2 separate regions of the Homo sapiens genome follow, and region 2 is linked to region 1. The links are chromatin loops, found by intact Hi-C in ENCODE. Cell type or tissue: sigmoid colon. All regions are shown on one strand.

Region 1 (2,500 bases):
AATACAAAAATTGGCTGGGCATGGTGGTGCGTGCCTGTAATCCCAGCTACTTGGGAGGCTGAGGCAGAAGAATCGCTTGAGCCCAGGAGGTGGAGGTTGCAGTGAGCAGAGATCGCACCACTGTACTCCAGCTGGGCAACAGAGTGAGACTCCGCCTCAAATAAATAAACAAACAAACAAAAAACCTAGACAAACCTAGAGCTCCAGTTTGAACCATGGTATGTCATCTTTTCACTGGAAGATGTGCTTTCAGAAGCGGCCTGAACATTTGGTTTACCTATTAAAATAAAAACTGTACATACTTTATGATCTATCTTTGAGAAACAGACAAATCTGCAAGGAGCCGTGTGGATCTTCATTGTCATTTTTTGTTGTAGTTAAAAGTGTAAAGTCAAAAGCAATCTGGGTGTACATCAATGGAGAAATAGCCATATTCACTCTGTGATAGCCATACTATGCAATTTTATGAAGCACTTAAAATAGATATAGTTTGATTCATACTAAAATGAAAAAGAGCTCCAAGACACGGATGCTAAAAAAAAAGAAAAAAAAGGAAGTCGAAGGATGATACTATACTGTACTGTACTATTTAAGACTTGTCAATCTCAGGTTCTCCCACCAAAACAGCACAACACATGAAGTAAGTGTATAGGAAATTTCGGAATGATGAACTCCAAACAGGATATGCATCTGTAGCAAGGGCTACCTCCGGAGAGAAGGGTAGGGGAATGAGGCGGTCTTTGACCTTGACAGTAATTTATGGTTTTTAACAAGGAGAGTGCATTCTTCATCTATTAGTTTTGCTTTTGTTGGCTGTGAAAATTAATTTTTTGAGAAATAGTACTGATTGTGATTTCTTCTCTATTCAGTGAGGAAAGGGAGTGACAGGTAATGATTCTGTATCAAGGCTGATTAAAGAATAAAAGAAGGCCTTTCTGAAGATTAAAAAACAAATAAAAAGTTGAGAAGAAAGAGCACGAAGAGTAGAAGGGAACAATGGTGTACTCGCCAGCAATGGCAATACGGGTTATTAAAAAGAAGGGTGGGGGCGGGGAACCCTGGCCGACTCAGGACGCCACGGGAGGAAGCCACGCAAAATAGCAAACCGGGATCCTAGAGGGGCGGGGCCCACCTCAGCGCGCAGGCGCAACCAGGCCCAGGTGGCCGCCGCGGAAGCGAAGCCACCTATACGCGCCGCGCCGCTTGGGTCTCCTGCGCATGCGCAGACGGACCTGCGCTGGAGGCTTCATCTTTGCCGCCGCTGCCGTCGCCTTCCTGGGATTGGAGTCTCGAGCTTTCTTCGTTCGTTCGTCGGCGGGTTCGCGCCCTTCTCGCGCCTCGGGGCTGCGAGGCTGGGGAAGGGGTTGGAGGGGGCTGTTGATCGCCGCGTTTAAGTTGCGCTCGGGGCGGCCATGTCGGCCGGCGAGGTCGAGCGCCTAGTGTCGGAGCTGAGCGGCGGGACCGGAGGGGATGAGGAGGAAGAGTGGCTCTATGGCGGTACGAAACTTCCTGTCTCTGTCTCTCGGGTTCTCTCAGGCCTCCCCTCTTGGCCCTCAAACGGCCGGCGTCCCTGGCCTCTCGCGCCGCCGCTTCGGGCCTCTGGTTGGGAGTCCTGTCCGGCCTGACTTAGGCCGAGCGCGGCGTGCGCGTGCCCCCAGTCCCCGCGGCGGTCTCCCGCCTGGCCCACGCCCACCATGCGCATCCACCCCTGTGGCGGCCGGGCCGGGCTGGGGGGCTGTGACCGGTCCTGGCCCCCGGCTTCGCTGTGCTTTCCCCGAGGCGTCTCGATCGCCTAGCTGCTGCGCTCTTTACCCTTGTTTTTTTCTGTCGATTCTGAGGTGGTGGTTTTTGGTGTCTGTTTTTGCCCTGTGGCCTTAGGGTGCCCTTCCTGTCCCTTCTTTCAGAAACAGTCATTCTGTAATAATAGCTAAATAAAGTTAATGCTGTACAACTAACGTCTTGTTTCTTGATGGTCAGTTTGTATGGAATGCACCTGCAAGGGTACCTCCTTGTCTGAAAGTCGTGCTTTAAAAATAATTAATTAAGAGAGAGAGAGAGAAAGATGGCCCATAAAGAAAACTCTGAATGTCTCCTGTATTAAGGTGAAGTTATTCTTTTTTAAGAGACTACCGTTTAACCTACATCATGGAGGTATCTCATGACCCTTCGGCTTATAGTTTTCAGTGTCATCTCATGTATTTGTTTTTCTCAAAATAAATTTAATGCATCATGTACTTCTCTCTAGAAGGGTACTTGTTTGACATCTGGTTTTTAACTTTAAGTCACAATCCCTTCTTGCTTGTTAACACCAGATTTGAAAGTTAATGTTTGTTCCTTGCCTAAAACATATATTCTTGATTGTCTTTAGAATAGAATAGTAAAAGTGCACTTTGGGCACCATGCAGGTCCTTGATGATGTGACTTTGATAAACTTGTAAAAAAAAATCGTTTGGTGGCAAGATTTAGCATTAGTTACTACTCTTTGAAATGTGAATGTGTA
Region 2 (2,500 bases), 840 kb after region 1:
GAAGAAACACACCACTGGTCGTTCTTCTCTCTCTCTCTTTTTTTTTTTTTGAGACGGAGTCTCACTCTGTCGCCCAGTCTGGAGTGCAGTGAAACGATCTCGGCTCACTGCAACTTCCATCTCCCAGGTTCAAGCGATTCTTGTGCCTCAGCCTCCCAAGTAGCTGGGACTACAGGCATGCGACACCACACCCGGCTAATTTTTATATATTTAGTAGAGACGGGGTTTCTGCATGTTGGCCAGGCTGGTCTCGAACTCCTTGCCTCAAGTGATTCGCCTGCCTCGGCCTCCCAAAGTGCTGGCAATACAGATGTGAGCCACCGCGCCCGGCCCGTTCTTCTTACTTTTTTTTTTTTTTTTTTTTTTTTAATGAGACACAGTCTCCCTCTGTCACCAGGCTGAAATGCTGTGGCTCGATCTCTGCTCACGGCAACCTCTGACTCCCTGGTTCAAGCGATTCTCCTGCCTCAGCTTCCCAAGTAGCTGGTATTACAGGCATGCGCTAGCATGTCCAGCTAATTTTTGTATTTTTAATAGAGACGGGGTTTCACCATGTTAGCCAGGATGGTCTCGAACTCCTGACCTCGTGATCCGCCCACCTCGGCCTCGCAAAGTACTGGGATAACAGGCGTGAGCCACCGCGCCTGGCCTGGTTCTTCTTACTCTTAAAGACAGCTCAGACAGCAGCCCAAGAAGCCCCCCGCCCCGCCCCCCAAATCTCTTAGTTTGGGTAAAGCGCCCCGATTCCGTGTGGTCATGGCTTTATATTTGTCCCTCTTCCTGTTCAAATAACTTGTGCGCCTATATAGGGCCTGGCCCGCGGTGGAATGGACGCGGCTGCAGCTGGAATCGCATCACTCCCTCCTCCCCTCCCCCAGCACTGACATACGAGCCCCAGTGTCCTGAGGATGACTCCAAACAGCGTCGGACCTTCAAGTGGAACCTCAGGCTTGTTAAGGAGTGGCCTGGAACTGCACCAGATTTTAGGGGTGCCTGGGGAGGCTTAGAGATGGGAGACGCCCTGACTTGGTTCCTTTCCAGAACATTTGGGAACACTTGGCTTGGTTTCAGTCACCAAATGCGGACTCGCCCAGGGTGGACTTAGTTCTGAGGTGGCCTCTTGCTCCCTCTAGTGGTTTAGAAATCACTGCAGGCGGGTTAAAGACGGGTCTGGTTTTTCTCCGAGGAGGAATCCGCATTAACCATTTAGACATCTACTGCGCAGTGAAGTCAATTCATGACTACGTTTTTGAGCAATCCAATAATTAACCAAATGCACACACAATAAGGACTTTGGACCGTCTTGTGGATCCTTGGAGGACCTTGGGTTCATTTTACAATGCAAACCTAACAGGCTGTAAGTACCCAAGGGATAATTGAAAATATGCTTTAATCAAAGGCAATCACCCTGTCATTGTCAGCCTGTGAAACATTAGCTCGTGGAGCGGGATGAGAGCACGCAGTTCTCTTATCGCTCCAAGATAACTCCACCAGGATGACAGAAAAGCATCAGATTTGGAGATGTCACCAGTCTGGAGTCTCAGTTACATTCAAATTTCATGATAGCCTATCCTTGGGGAACTGAATTGTCTCTTTTGAACAAAGACAATTTCTTAGTTGAGTGAGTTCAGTCATTTTTTGATTCAATATCAGATCATTACAGTTCCTTTGGGACATAAAAACTATCGTTTCCAGAGGCAGAGGAGTGTACTTTGCTATGTTTGTACCTGCCCTACACACAAACTTCTTATGCAACATACATTTTCTGAATGACTTAAAAATAATAGCTGAATATGGCATCTTTCTTCAGAATTGCACGAAGCTTTAAATATCACCTACTGTGGGGTGCAGCGGCGCATGCCTGTAATCCCAGCACTGGTAAGGCTGTAATGGGAGAATTAGGCTTTGATTTTCGGAGTTTGAAACCAGCCTGGGCAACATAGGGAGACACTGTTTCAATTATAAATAAATAAATATCACCTCCTCAGAGAAGATTTCCTGAGGCAGCAGACCAGCTTGGGCTTCCCACAGTGACGATGGCCTCCCACAGCACTGGGTGACCACAGAGCACTAGTCACGCCTGCCATTTAATGAGGGCCTGGTTTGTTTTCCGTCTGTCTCCTCTGTCCAAAGCTGAGCTCCGTGGTTGGTTGTTTGTCCATGACAGCATGCCAGAGTCTAGCGCAGTGCCTGGTATAAGAGGTGCTGAATAAATATTTGTCAACTGATACAATCTAGGGGGGTAAATGCTGAGGAGACAGACAGCAGAGGAGAGCTGGTGCTGTTTTTTTTTTTTTTTTTTTTGAGACAGGGTCTCACTCTGTCACCCAGGCTGAAGTGCAGTGGTGCCATCTCGGCTCATTGCAACCTCCACTTCCCAGGCTCAAGCGATTCTCCTGCCTCAGGCTCCCAAACAGCTGGGATTGCAGGAGGTCACCACCACACCTGGCTAATTTTTGTATTTTTAGTAGAGACGGAGTTTCACCATGTTGGTCAGGCT

What was found. A loop is a pair of places that touch in the nucleus more often than their neighbours do. Peaks named below come from ENCODE experiments on the same cell type or tissue, not always from the same donor. Only the 100,000 strongest peaks of a DNase experiment are listed, where the experiment ranks them.
Region 2: it touches region 1 in a loop (4-fold over the local background); 3 of 110 quality-filtered maps call a loop at or near these places.

The regions. Positions count from the first base shown.
Region 1 is chr4:53,376,427-53,378,926 of GRCh38, forward strand. FIP1L1 (factor interacting with PAPOLA and CPSF1) reads left to right here and starts at 1,215. Exons shown (of 18, transcript NM_030917.4): 1 at 1,215-1,497. The coding sequence starts at 1,413. It overlaps LOC105377654 (a long non-coding RNA gene), which reads right to left and starts at 1,314. Exons shown (of 3, transcript XR_007058118.1): 1 at 1,233-1,314. RefSeq lists enhancers at 933-1,481, 1,283-1,372, 1,423-1,542, 1,482-2,030 and a silencer at 1,703-1,792. In sigmoid colon, no CTCF peak of the experiment used is centred here; a DNase peak (open chromatin) is centred at 1,215; H3K4me3 peaks cover 1,903 bases; H3K27ac peaks cover 1,034 bases.
Region 2 is chr4:54,216,856-54,219,355 of GRCh38, forward strand. No RefSeq gene overlaps it. Among named protein-coding and RNA genes, the nearest start is that of PDGFRA, 11 kb to the right of the region's middle. In sigmoid colon, CTCF peaks have their summits at 1,138 (motif pointing left) and 1,337; a DNase peak (open chromatin) is centred at 1,006; H3K4me3 peaks cover 580 bases; H3K27me3 peaks cover 924 bases.